2 separate regions of the Homo sapiens genome follow, and region 2 is linked to region 1. A link is a contact called in ENCODE Hi-C or POLR2A ChIA-PET data. All regions are on one chromosome and are shown on one strand. The core of a region is the stretch at or near the end of the contact, and the rest is flanking DNA. Distances in the headings are between cores, read along the strand shown. Region 1 has its middle 9.3 kb from the start of MIR1324. Region 2 holds the start of ZNF717 (zinc finger protein 717).

Region 1 (7,286 bases), core at 1,328-3,827:
AGTAGAGGAAGCGGCTCCCACGGTGCCGAGAGAATCCTGCAATGACAGAACATTTACTGAAGTCCAGGAGGTTGTGGGCATCCTCATGAGCCAAGTGAAAACATCAAGGGGTCCAGCGCATCCCCTCGAAACCCCATTAACTGAAGCTCTAGGAGGTCATAGGCATTTGCCATACACCGTCCTAGCTCCCCCCAGCGGTGGACATCTCCAGCCCTACCGAGATGACCCCCACTGCGGGCTGGGGGGCAGATGTCTGGCTGACAAGCCTTGCCCTAATTCACTGGTTTGCCATTTGTGACGCCCAATTACAACACCTGGAATGCTCAGATGCAATCCCTACGACTGGGCATCTATATGACTGTGCATCTTTTGTTCAGCAAAGAAAGCCTGCTGAAGAACAATTTCAAGGAGCTGGGAAATGCATAAAGCCTGAAGGGACAGGGTTCTCTTAATGTGCTGCTCAAAACAAAACAAAAATTTTGTAAACAGAAAACCTGACCAGAAAATAAATTACAATAGCCACTAGGTGGCGATCGAGTATTGCTGAACGGACAGCAAACGATAAGCTGAGTCCAAACTGTGGCCAGAAAGATGTGAAACTAAGCGGCAAATAGCCCAAATATGAAATGTTGAGGGCAACCCATGTGGTTAGCGTATTTATCGATGCTACAGAAGCAGCAGCGAAAAGGAGAGCGGACATATATTCTCTCTCTAAAGAATGCAGGTGACTTAACAACGTTTCCCCCAGAACTTTACTGAAACAGCGCTGGAACAAGCAGCGATAGTTAACCAGGTAGTCTGGAACTGCCATAGTATTCACTGCAAGTAAAGGGAAACTGAAATTAATGAAGCAGACAAACCTCTCCCCAGGTCATGGCACCAGAAATGTTGATGGCTGATGTAATACCTTGGTTCTTATCTTCTTAGTTTAAAAGAATTTAAACAAGAGACACACAGCAAAAGAAGTACAGCATAATTTATTGCAAAAAAAAAAGAGAATATTTTGAAAATTAAGTGCAGAATAGACGGTACAGTCTGAGAAAGAGATTCCAGGGCAGCCTGCTCATAAAAGTGAGACAGCATTAATTATTGCTGGAGAAACCCTCTTTATGGGAGTTTTGCATGATTATTTCATAAGAAGGTGGAAAGAAGTGTTATAGTAAGCATGTTCTGACTGGTCTTCTGGGTACACATGTGCAGTAGCTGTACATATTTGTGCATACATTGCATGCCTCACTAGCATCTTAAATCTCCACCCAGGAATGTGTTTTTTACTATTAAAATGAACAAAGGTCAGCTTGAGGACAGATAAAATCAAAATGCACATGCTCTGTAGAAGTAAAAGTCCCTACTGAAGATAGCGGGTTTCAAATGACCCCAAGTGCTCCACATCTTAAAAGTTGCTCCCGTAAAGCTGGAACACTATCTGTTCCTGAGGTATCAGGTCCCATTTGTGGCTCTGAGCCACTGGCAAGCCAGGCCTGACTTGAGATGAGACCAATGATTTCAAGTGTAAAATGCCTAAATAGTAGCTTCAGGTTGCATTTTGGAGCTGGTCCACTTAAATGGGTTGATGAAAATGGCTCACAAGACTCACGCCTCGGAAATGGGGTTTTTCCTTTGCTCTTAGCAGATTTTATGCAACCCAATAATTAACCTTTCTGATGCCTAGACTTTCACATTCGTGAAAAAGGCGCCATTGAAAGTGACCTTTCCAGGAAGCCACAGCCCTTGTCACCCCTGCAGAGCTCTGAAGCTGCTCACAAGCAGGCCAGGTGGAAGATTTCTCTCAAAAACGATTGAGTGCGTGCTCTGGCTAGAGAAAAAAGAGGGCTGCGGCACTATGGACAGTGTCTTGGACATCAGGAAATTTTTCACGCAGTTTGGGAAAGAAGGCAGCGCCCTGGGCTGCAAAAGATGTACTGCTCTGGAAAGAACCCTGGGTGCAACTGAAAGAGGAACCTGAGAAGGATAGGGCCAAGCAGGTGAGGACAACCCGCCCGATTTGGGAAAAGGTAAGGTATCTTCGTAGGGTAATACCCTCCTCAATGCTCAGCCCAGACCTGCCCTCCAGGTGCACCTCTGTACTCACTCTCCTTGCAAAGAGTCGGCAGAGCATCAGAACTCAGCAGCGCTTCGGACACCGGGAAGTCCACACCGCTCTGCCCCTCCCTCCAGGGCTATGGACCCCGGATCCTGGTACATGCTGGGATTATAGCTCTGAAGCTTACCGACAAACAGGCTGAGAGTAGTTAACGGACTACAGCTCCCAGCATATTAGGTGGGGCGGGTACCACTCTGCCCCTTCTTCCAGGGTTGCCCCTCGCCCTGGAGCCTGGTGCATGCTGGGATTGTAGTCCTGTAGCCCTTTGACCCAAGGGTTGGGAGTGTTTATGAGAGTGCATCTTCCAACAATCCTAGGGAGGCGCGCACAGCCCTGCCTCGTCCTCCAGTGACGCGCACTTTCCCGGAGCCCGGTGCATTCTAGGATTGTAGTGCTGCAGCCCTGTGACCAAAGGGCTGGGAGTGTTTATGAGACTGCATCTCCCAGCAAGACCAGCGAGATGCGCGGAACCTCGTCCCTTCCTCCAGTGATTAGCGCACTCTCCCTGAGCCTGGTGCATGCTGGGATTGCAGTGCTGCAGCCCTGTGACCAAAGAGGTTTGTTATAGTTATCTGTGAAGTATTCAACAAATTACTTTACTTCATTATTACTGGAAGCCAGAAGCTCAGTTGTGTTCACTTTTTGGATTTTATATAAGTGAGATTGTGTAATATGTATACTTTTACATCTACTTTCTTCTATGCAACATTATATTTATGATATTAATTCATGATATTGCAGATAGCTATAGTTTATTTAAAATTATTTTTTACATTGTGGTAAAGTATACATAAAATTAACCATTTTAGCTATTTTAAGTGTGCAGCTCAGAAAAATTAACTACTTTCACATTGTTTTGCAACTGTCATTACCACTCATAGGGACCTTCTTTCAACTTGCAGAAACAAAACTCTATACCCGTTAAATAAGCTCCTTGTTACTCTCCCTCTAGCTCCTAGGAACCACTCTTCTATTTGGGTTTCTAGAATTTAACTACTCTAAGTATCTCATAAGTGGAATGATTCAGTATTTGTCCTTTTATGACTGGCTCATGTCACTTTGCACAATGTCCTTAAGGTTCATGCATGACGTACCATGTGTCAGAATTTCCTTATTTTACATAGCTGAATAACATTCCACTGTATGTATAAATCACATTTTATCTATTTATTCATTGATGGTAATTCAAACAACACTTGAGTAATTCAAACACCTTTTTGGTGATGTGAGTAATGCTGCTATGAACCTAGGTGTATGTGTATTATTTTGTGTCTTTGCTTTCATATCTTTTGCTGCATACCCAGATATGAAATTGCTGGATCGTATGGTGATTTTATGTGTAAATTTTTTAGTTATTGTGTTGTTATTTTATAGCAGCTGCAGCATTTTACATTTCCACCAACAGTGTACAAGGATTCTAATTGCTCCACGTCCTCACCAACACTTCTGATTTTCTGTTTTGTTTTTTGTCTTTTGGTAGTAGCTATGCTGATGGGTATTAAGTGATATGTCATTTGGGGTTAGATTTGCATTTCACTCATGATGAGTTTTGTTGAGCGTCTTTTCATGTGCTTATTAGCCACTTTACATAATTTTTAGAGAAATGTCTGCTTAAGTTTTTGCCAATATTTTAAACAAGTAGTTTGTTTTATTGTTGCTGAATTGTTCTTTGCATATTCTGGATAGATTCCTATTCGTCAATTTTTCTTTTGTTTCTTGTGTTTTGGGTGTCCTGTTTAAAAAAAAAACTGCCAAATCCAGTGTTATGACGTGTTTCCCCTATATTTTATTCTAAGAATTTTGTAGTTTTAGCTCTTACATTTAGGTATTTGATCCAGTTAGTTAATTTTTTCTTACAGTATAAGTGAAGGGCCCAGGTTCATTCTTTTACATGTGGGTGCTTAATTTCCCCAGCACCAATTTTTGTGAAGACAGTTCTTGGCTGGGCGCGATGGCTCACACCTGTAATCCCAGCACTTTGGGAGGCCGAAGCGGGCGGATCACGATGTCAGGAGATCAAGACCATCCTGGCTAGCAAGGTGTCCGCTGTGCTCCTGATCCAGCGAAGCACCCATTGTCACTCCCAATAGGGCTAAAGGCTTGCCATTGTTCCTGCACAGCTAAGTGCCTGGGTTCATCCTAATCAAGCTGAACACTAGTCACTGGGTTCCACGGTTCTCTTCCGTGACCCACAGCTTCTAATAGAGCTATAACACTCACCGCATGGCTCAAGATTCCATTCCTTGGAATCCGTGAGGCCAAGAGCCCCAGGTCAGAGAACAGGAGGCTTGCCACCATCTTGGAAATGGTCTGCCAAAATTAAGGAAGTGGCCTGCCACCATCTTGGGAGCTCTGGGAGCAAGGACCGCCCCATGGTAACAGCACCTTAACTATGCGTCCCCAAGGACCTACAGATCACAGGGCAACAGGGGCTGTGAGGGAGTTGTCTGGATTTCCCAAGGTGGAGGAGGTAAAAAAGGAGATGGATCTCAAGCTCCTGCACCAGCACCAGCGAGAGACAAAGGCCCCACCAAACGCCGGAAGCCACACCCTCCTCTCTTCTCAAACTGTGTGCCTGATTGGGTGGTTCCCACACCAGCGCCACTGATTGAATAAAACACCAGGACCCACCCACCCGCGCCCCACCCCGGCCCCTACCCCACTCACCCTGAGCGTTAGTGCATTTTTGTTTGTTTCTTTGTTTTACTTTAAGTTTTGGGATACATGTGCAGAACGTGCAGGTTTGTTACATAGGTTTACATGTACCATGGTGGTTTTCTGCACCTATCAACCTGCCATCTAGGTTTTAAGCCCCACATGCATTAGATATTTGTCCTAATGCTCTCCCTCCCCTTGACCCCAACCCCCTAACAGGCCCCGGTGTGTGATGTTTCCTTCCGGTGTACATGTGTTCTCATTGTTCAACTCCCACATATGAGTGAGAACATATGGTGTTTGGTTTCCTGTTCCTGTGTTAGTTTGCTGAGGATAATGGTTTCCAGCTTCACTCAGGTCCCTGCAAAGGACATGAACTCATTCTTTTTTATGGCTGCATAGTATTCCATGGTGTATATGTGCCACATTTTCTTTTTCCAGTCTATCATTGATGGGCATTTGGGTTGGTTCCAAGTCTTTGCTATTGTAAACAGTGCTGCAATAAACGTAAATGTGCATGTGTCTTTATAGTAGAATGATTTATATTCCTTTGGATATATACCCAGTAATGGGATTGCTGGGTCAAATGGTATTTCTGCTTGTAGATCCTTGAGGAATCACCACACTGTCTTCCACAATGGTTGAACTAATTTACACTCCCTCCAGCAGTGTAAAAACGTTTCTGTTTCTCCACAGCCTCACCAGCATCTGTTGTTTCCTGACTTTTTAATAATTGCCATTCCAACTGGCGTGAGATGGTATCTCATTGTGGTTTTGATTTGCCTTTCTCTAATAACCAGTGATGATGAGATTTTTTTTAATATTTGTTGGCCACATAAATGTCTTCTTCTCCTTCTTCTTCTTCTTCTTCTTCTCCATTTTCTTGTTCTTTGAGACAAAGTCTTGCTCTGTCACCCAGGCTGGAATGCAGTGGCAGGATCTTGGCTCACTGCAACATCTGCTTCCCGGGTTCAAGTGATTCTCCTGCTTCAGCCTCCTGAGAAGCTGGGACTACAGGCACCTGCCAATATACCTGGCTAATTTTTTGTGTTTTCAGTAGAGACGGGATTTTACCATGTTGGCCAGGCTGGTCTCAAACTCCTGACCTCATGATCCACCTGCCTCCACGTTCCAAAGTGCTGGGATTACAGGCGTGAGCCACCACACTCAGTCAAATATCTTCTTTTGAGAAGAGTCTGTTCATATCCTCTGCCCACTTTTTAATGGATTTTTTTTCTTGTGAATTCATTTAAGTTCCTTGTAGATTCCGGATGTTAGACCTTTGTCAGATGGATAGATTGCAAAAATTTTCTCATTCTGTAGGTTGCCTTTCACTCTGATGATAGCTCCTTTTGCTGTGCAGAAGCTCTTTAATTAGATCTCATTTGTCAATTTTGGCTTTTGTTGCAATTGCTTTTGGTATTTTGGTCATGAAGTCTTTGCTCATGCCTATGTCCTGAATGGTATTGCCTAGGTTTTCTTCTAGGGTTTTTATGGTTTGGGGTTTTACATTTAAGACTTTAATCCATCTTGAGATAATGTTTGTGGAAGGTGTAAGGAAGGGGTGCAGTTTCTGTTTTCTGCATATGGCTAGCCAGTTTTTTCAGCACCATTTATTAAATAGAAGATCTTTCCCCATTGCTTGTTTTTGTCAGGTTTGTCAAAGATCAGATGGTTGTAGATGTGTGGTGTTATTTCTGAGGTCTTTGTTCTGTTCCATTGGTCTATATATCTGTTTTGGTACCAGTACCGTGGTGTTTTGGTTACTGTAGCCTTGAAGTATAGTTTGAAGTCTGGTAGCATGATGCCTCCAGCTTTGTTGTTTTTGCTTAGGATTGTCTTGGGTGGACAGGCAAACAGGCTCGAATAGTTGGGGTCACATGCCCAGAGTATCACAGCTAATTAAGAAGTGAGCTGAGACTTGAAATGCGCATGCTCTTTCCCTTACCAGGATCTGTTGTGTCATGCATCTTAGCAGCTATTTAAGGGTAGGAAGTAGAACATTTGGACATCTTTTTAACAACTTATTAGGCATTTTCATAATGCGGGAAAGACCCTCATCCCATCCCTGAGCCCCTCTCTCACCACGCTGCACCTCACTGCTGACCACATCGTGGGGTGGCCATTATCAGGCGGGCCAGAATCAGGCCAGAATCAGGCAGGCAGCGGGGGCTGGGAATAAATAAGCAAGAATAATGTTGCCCATATTTGCTCATCTTAGAAAGGCTCCACAACCATTCTGTGTGAAGTGATTATTCCAGGGTAATTGTGCCCTGACTGTGCTGCATCTCAGTCTGACTTGTCTTTTTGAAAATCACTGGATTACTCTCATTAATAGGGGTATTTCTGTTTCTATTTGAAAATGGCCAACTGTCCTCTGCAGGTGTCCTGATTTGGTTTGCTAGTTTAGACCCTGAAGGTAGCAGTGAGAAAATGTTTTGGCCACATCAGAATACCTATTCTCAGCTGGAGTAGATATAGAAATTTCTTAATAATATCTAACCGTTTTCTCTATAACCATTATATT
Region 2 (7,286 bases), core at 2,477-4,976, 140 kb before region 1:
AATCAGTGAAGCCAGTGAAGCCATTGGATCCAGGCTTTTCTTTACTAGGAGATGTTTTATTATGGCTTCAATTTCATTTATCCATTTCTTCTAGGTTTGTTGTTTGGTTGTTTTTTTGTTTTCTTTTTTTTGAGATGGAGTCTTGCTCTGTCACCCAGGCTGGAGCGTGGTACAATCTCAGGTCACTGCAACCTCTGCCTCCCAGGTTCAAGTGATTTTCCTGCCTCAGCCTCTGGAGTAGCTGGGAGTACAGGTGCATGACACCATGCCTGGCTAATTTTTGTATTTTTAGTAGAGATGGGGTTTCACCATGTTGGCCAGGCTGGTCTTGAACTCCTGACCTCAGGTGATCACCTTCCTTGGCCTCCCAAAGTGGTGGGATTACAGGCATGAGCCACGGTGCCTGGCCATTTCTTCCAGGTTTTTCAATTTATTGGAATATAGTCAGTCATAATAGTTTCTAATGATTCTTTGAATTTCCGCAGTATCAGTTGTAGTATCTCCTTTTTAATCTCTGGTTTTATGTATTTGAGTCTTCTCTCTTTTTTCTTAGTCTGGTTAAATGTTTGTTGATTTTGTTGGTCTTTTAAAAAATATTAACTTTTCATTTCATTGATATTTTATATTTTTAAATTTCAATTTCATTTATTTCTGCTCTGATCTTTGCTATGTTTCCTTCTACTAATTTTGGTTTTGGTTTGCTCTTGCTTTTCCAATTATTTAAGATGCATTATTAGGTTGTTTATTTGAAGCTTTTCTACTTTTTTTGATGCAGGTGCTTTTTGCTATAAATTTACCTCTTAGTACTGTAGTAGTGTTTTTACTGTATCCCATAGGTTTTTTTTTTTTTTTTTTGAGACGGAGTATCGCTCTGTTTCCCAGGCTGGAGTGCAGTGACGCGATCTCGGCTCACTGCAAGCTCCGCCTCCCGGGTTCACGCCATTCTCCCGCCTCAGCCTCCTGAGTAGCTGGGACCAAAGGCGCCCGCCATCACGCACGGTTAATTTTTGTTTTTTGTATTTTTAGTAGAGACGGGGTTTCACTCTGTTAGCCAGGATGGTCTCGATCTCCTGACCTCGCGATCCGCCCGCCTCAGCCTCCCAAAGTGCTGGGATTACAGGCATGAGCCACTGCGCCCGGCCTGTACCCCATAGGTTTTGGTTTGACTTTAAACTTTTTCTTTTCTCGAAAACTCAGTGTCGTGGTACCGGCTTCTAGTGCTTTGGGCAGTGAGACCCTTTTACTTGATAACAGTGGTAGCTGGGACAACTTGGCAACGTAAATAAATAAACGGCATCTAGATTGGAAAGGAAGAAGTACAGTTATCTTTATGTACAGATGACATGATCTTGCATTTAGAAAATCGTAAGAAATTTACTAAAAAGTATTAGGACTCATGAACAAATTTAAGAATGTAACACTATATAAGATTGATATACAAAAATAACTGTATTTCTTTACCAAGAAATCAAGAATCCAAAAATGGAATTACAAAAATAAATCTTGTTACAATAGAATTAAAGCTGGGGAAGCTTAAACTTGAACACTAAAAACTGCAATACATGGTTAGCGTCGGAGACACCCAGGTATCATCCCTGAGCCTTCTCTCCTTGGCTCTGAGGACTTCACCTTCACGTGGTGAGGAAAGGGGTTGCAGTCTTGGCTTTTACGTTATATTAGGTGGGTTCAGGTTGAGGTATCTGCAATTCAAATGAGTATTACAATCTCTACTTTTATGGATAAGAGACTGAGGCCCACCAAGAGAGGGAATGACAGTCCATATCCTGGAAGGCAAATTGTCAGGCACTGATTTCCGCTATGTAACCCCTGCCAATCATCGTGTATTTAAAGGATCCCCAGATACCATACCAATAGGTGTTCAAGAGAGAGGCCTGTAATCTAGGCGTCTGAGAAAGCAAGGCTAGAGATTCCGATATTGGAGACAACAGGGCTCTGGGAAGATTAAGGTTGAGTTTTCTGGATCTGCAGAATAGAGTCACTGAGGAGCAATTGCAAGATCCGAGGAGATGAAAGAACAAGTCAGGGCATGCTTAGGAAAAGAGAAAACCAGGGATAGGTTTTAGGCAAGAGTCACACTGAGGAAGGGCAGGTTCTTGGCGTCGCTCAGGAAGGAATCCAAAAGCAAGCCTGTGGTGGAAGAAAGCAGCTCTACGGAGGCACTGGCGGTGTTACAGCCCTGCGTCCACTCCTGCAGGGCAGGGAGCCCTCCGTGGGTTGTGCTCCCAGAGTAGCAGCCTGGGGGTGGCTTGCAGTCATTTTTATAATTCACTTTTAATGGCATGCTAATTAAGGGGCGGGTTATTCAGAAATAGCTAGAAATGGGCAGTAACTTCCAGCTGTTTCCATGGCAAGGGGTGGGGACTTCCCGTGCTGCCGTGGCATTGGCAAACTGTCACGGCACTGGTGGAAGCGTCTTCTGGTGATCTGAGGCGTGAGGTGCTTTCGCTGCCTCTCCCAGTCTCCTGCGTGCCTCTTACCTGAAAGCCCTTCACACCCTCATCTGCCCACCTACAAACTTCACTGCCCTTTCACCCCAACCCCGTTTCACACGCACTCCCACATCAACCCTGAGCATTCAAGCTTGCGTTTCCCTGTTAGGAACCTCGGTGGTGGCCGGAGCTCTGAGAAACCCCTAGGCAGAAATCCTTGCCTAGTTTGTGGCAGAAATCAGGGAAGGAAAGGCAAAGTTCAGGTCTTTCTCACAATAAATAAATAAAGATAGCTAGATTTGATTGATTGGTGGATGGATGAAACGTGGGAGTTTATGGGCAAATATTTATCAGACACTGGAAGTGTAAGTTGTCACAAAGATTATGGAGTGCACCTGTCTTATGACCCTGTTATTTTATCCCAGTATATGCACTAGAGCATTTTTTGTAACTGTGTAAATTGAAGGCTTATAAATTAGTTTAGTGAGAGAAAAGATAACGGATTGGAAGAGAATTACCATATTCATTAGTTGTGTTTTTAAAATTTTAAAGTAAAATAGAGACATGATTTTTTTCATGCTTTCGAATGCATTTATAAAAAATAGACTTGAGGGCTGGGCGCAGTGGCTCACGCCTGTAATCCCAGCACTTTGGGAGGCCGAGGAGGGCGGATCACGAGGTCAAGAGTTCGAGACCAGCCTGACCAACATGGTGAAACCCCGTCTCTACTAAAAATACAAAAATTAGGTGAGTGTGGTGGCGCGCACCTGTAATCCCAGCTACTCAGGAGGCTGAGGCAGGAGAATCGCTTGAACCCGGGAAGCGGAGGTTGCAGTGAGCCGAGATCGCACCATTGCTCTCCAGCCTGGGTGACAGAGTGAGACTCCGTCTCAAAAAAAAAAAAAAAAAAAAAGTTACTCATTAATAGCATAGACCAATTGGCCTCTATTGAAATTTCTCCATTATTTTCACAATGTGCCAGGCTGTGAAACCAGGATTTAATAAAGAACCAGAATGCCACATCTGTGTCACCTGGGTAGGGACCAGTCCTGATCCATTAAGTCCGGGTCTCTGGGTAACTGGACTCACTGCTGGGCAAAACAGAATGTCCGGCTTGGGTTCCTAACCGGGGACCGCAGAGCCTCATGGGAAATGTAGTGTCACCTTCCAATGATGTTACCATCAAGGACCTTGGGAACCAGCTTTTCTCTCTGCGCATGCGCCGCCCCGCCCACTCCGCCATTTTCCTCCGGAAGTGCGGCACCCAGAGGCGGTCTTGTAGCTGGGCCAGCCTGGGGCTTGGTTCTATGTCCCTGCGGGTCGGTGCGAGGGCGAAGAGGAACCCGTGGGCCCGGGGGATCCCGGGGGGCCGGACCAGTGTTCCCCAGTTGTGGGAGCAGACGCGTGGGCGCATCGCGGGCGGGCAGGGCCTGAAGTGCAGGTGCAGGCCGCGGACCCTGGCGGGGGCTGGGAGGACAGGCGTGGGGTCCCGGCAGTGAAGCGGGTTCTAGAGGCGCAGGAGCGGGTAGGCGAGGCCGGTGGCCCTGGGCCCGGAGTCTGCAGGCCGCGCTCCTGTCCTGCCGCTGAGGGAGCCGGTTACCAACCCGCATGACGCTCAGTTTGCCCATCTGTCCCAGTGCGAACACACAGTTCTCGGGAGACGTTCCCCATTCCCAGAGGAGTAGTGCGAAACGCGTGCGCCTCGAGTCTTAAACTGGGCGTTTGTATTAGTTGGGTTTCCCGGTGTCTCTTTAGCAAGTGAAGTTTCTGGTTCCCTCCTTCACTGTGTGACCTGCCTAGTCCTCCTGGGTTGCGTTTACAGAAGTTTATACGAGACCTAGTTTCCAGGGAAGAACTCACTGATGCCGCGAGGGAGATGGGGTACTGGATGATGGTCTTCAGCCTTAAGGGTACTTCAGTCTTAACCGTGTGTTATAAGGTTTGAAAGGGAGGGTTCCCTATGAATAAGAAGCGCACTTGAAAGAACAGCCCTCTGGTCTAACCTCCCACTGGTGCTTCAGAGGAGGATAAAAGGTCACAGGTGAAGATCCCAGTTTTCCTCGCTCGGGAAATATTAATTCTACTCCCTAGAATGCACAAGATTTGCAAAGACTAGGTGACAGTGGTAGGTTTGGACGAACTTTCAGAAGGTTGAGGTGAATTCGGCTGAGAAGAACAGGCAAGGACCTAGGAAATATTCCTTATTTGAAGGGGCCTGAAAGTGTGGTCTGGGGTACAGGAGTGACCTGTCATACCTGAGAAGATTAAAATACTCTCCAAACACAGTCCCATTCCTTCAACCTTTCCTCGTTGTTTCCAGCGTTTGAGATATATTAAACCTAGTCCATCACCAAATTTAGCTTTAGCATTAGATTGTGAAGTTCTATCGATTGTATTTGATTTGTAATTTAAGACTTTCTCCCCCTACGTAATTTTGTTAAAAACATATTGAATTCTGTTCACTTAGGTGTAACAGTTAATACTTGCTGTTTAAGGAACTAATTAAACCTTACTGGCTTATAAAAAACAACCACCATTTTATTTGTTTGAAGTTCTGTGGATCTGCATTTTGGTGTGGTGGGTTCAGCTGGGTAGTTGATATATTTATGTTGCCTGGATCACAAAAGAGGCCTTGGTCACATGGTGGGTTGACTGAGCCTGGTTGGTTTAAGATAGTTTCCTTCACAATCTGGCGGTTTGTGGTGACTCTTGGCTAGGCCCTGTGTCTCCACCAGGGTAGCTCCAGACCTCCTCACAATATGACTGTGTCCAAAAAGGCAAGAACCAATGGATATTTGCATCACATTTTCCATTGTCCATTCACTGGACAAGTCAGATGGAAAAGCCCAATTTATTGTCAGAGCATAATATGAGGGCTTGGATACAGGGAAAGGTGTTATTGGGAAACATGAGTAGAATGGTGTACTGCAGGAAATACATATTATGTACATTTAAAAAAAAGTAATTGTAGGCCAAAATTGCTGGGTTGCAAGATGCACTTTCCATGATGTTCAGGTATAGAAAAGCAAGATGTACTGTCATGGGAACACTCATATGAAGTTATTTGTGGAATCCACATATTAATAGGAAAATAGTTAATACAGCCCAGTATATTTCTATAACATTTATTTTAGTGAACTTATAATGTTTCTTTGTATTAAATTATTAGATTGTATCTTTAGGTAATATTGTTGCTAAATTAGTAGGTAATACATATTTTTATTCAAAATAAATTGTGCATCTAATGTCTACCAATTAATGTACTTGTAGATGTATCTTATCTTGAGTCTTTGCTGCCCCTAATGAGGCTTGAAGGACTCTTCTCCCATGGGGAAGTTTTTCTTTTTCAGGAGGGAGGAGGGCTTTTCCAGGTAATGTGTCTAGAGTGTTGGGCAGAAGAATCTGGGACCACACCACACCAGTTCTCTCCTTAATTCACGTCATTTGCCTTCTCTCTCAGCTATGTTTCCAGTGTTCTCTGGCTGTTTCCAAGAGCTACAAGAAAAGAATAAATCTCTGGTGAGTTGTTTATTTGTTCTTCACTTTGTTTTACACTGTATTTTCTGAGTTTATGGGTGTCTGTGAATTAAAAAAGAAAAGTGGAAATAAGTAAAACTCAGGTTGAAGGAAATATACATAAATAAGATAAAGCTGACCTGTAGATATAGACAGGTTGTAAGAGCTTAGAGTTGTCTAAGTTGAGTGCAAATTTTCCTCTGATCTTTCTGATGCAGTGACAAAAAAGTCAGTCATGGTTGTTACGTGATTGGAATGGAACCCGCGAAGAGAGCATGCTGTGTTCTTGTGGGACAGGAAAGCTTGTGTGCACCAAGTCTGAACCACCACCTTCGGTGGTGACATAGGTTATGTGCTGGAACATATTTCACACCAGCCTGGCAGTAAATACTTGTAGTGTTGTGCAGTGGAAACGGTCATCTTCTGCTAAAGCACGGCATGTTGTGCAGTGGAAACGGTCGTCATCCGCTAAAGCACGGCGTGTTGTGCAGTGGAAATGGTCATCTGCCGCTAAAGCACGGTGTGTTGTGCAGTGGAAACGGTCATCGTCCGCTAAAGCACGGCATGTTGTGCAGTGGAAATGGTCATCTGCTGCTAAAGCATAGTGTGTTGTGTAGTGGAAATGGTCATCTGCCGCTAAAGCACAGTGTGTTGTGCAGTGGAAATGGTCATCTGCCGCTAAAGCACAGCTTCCATCATAAGGTATGCTCCTTGCTGTGGTGGAACATATTTCACACCAGCCTGGCAGTAAACACTTGTAGTGTTGTGCAGTGGAAACAGTCATCTTCCACTAAAGCACGGCCTGTTGTGCAGTGGAAATGGGCATCTGCTGCCAAAGCACAGCTTCCATTGTAAGGTATGCTCCTTGCTCAAAGAGTGTGGTCCCAAACAGCTTTTGGGAGGTGCTCCTTGATTCATGGATGAAACCTGGAACATCTTGAGAACTGAGTTAACCACAGGTCCTTAAATAACTCTCCACACCTTTATCTTAGTTTATCTCTACATGCAGGGTGTGCAGCAGCCTGTTCAAAGTTATATTTTCTGGGAAATACTTCCAGTGTTTATTTGCACTTTAGCCCACTCTGTGTAGTCCTAACTTATTTCTTCTAAACTCACCATTAACCTAAATAATAGTCAAATTTAGGGGGACTGTGATTGCCTTACTCGAGTCTTCTACCATAGTTGAAACTGTCGTATCCGAGCGAGTTAGAGAGAAACGCCACACTTTGAGACGAGTTCAGGAGTCCTTTATTAGCCAGCGACTGAGAGATGGCTAACGCACGAAATTCTCTCGGCCCCGGATAAGGGGCTAGCTTTTCT

The links. A loop is a pair of places that touch in the nucleus more often than their neighbours do. ChIA-PET counts read pairs that join two places held with the same protein, here RNA polymerase II (POLR2A). Pooled maps may share reads with other maps.
Region 2: a loop to region 1 is called in a map of naive thymus-derived CD4-positive, alpha-beta T cell, with 4 times the contacts of the local background. The contact joins the promoter of ZNF717 here to the enhancer-like site in region 1. A Hi-C loop is called at or near these places in 1 of 168 maps with a recorded cell type or tissue (naive thymus-derived CD4-positive, alpha-beta T cell), 2 of 37 single-sample maps with no recorded cell type and 7 of 50 pooled maps. POLR2A ChIA-PET finds 5 or more read pairs at or near these places in 1 of 52 experiments (PC-9).

The regions. Positions count from the first base shown.
Region 1 is chr3:75,636,447-75,643,732 of GRCh38, reverse strand. No RefSeq gene overlaps it. Among named protein-coding and RNA genes, the nearest start is that of MIR1324, 9.3 kb to the right of the region's middle. Within about 2 kb of position 2,577, at least 9 of the 41 ENCODE cell types and tissues checked have a DNase peak (open chromatin) inside an H3K27ac peak, as active enhancers do.
Region 2 is chr3:75,781,989-75,789,274 of GRCh38, reverse strand. It overlaps ZNF717 (zinc finger protein 717), which reads left to right and starts at 3,726. Exons shown (of 5, transcript NM_001290208.3): 1 at 3,726-3,891; 2 at 5,911-5,969. The coding sequence starts at 5,913. RefSeq lists an enhancer at 3,464-3,613.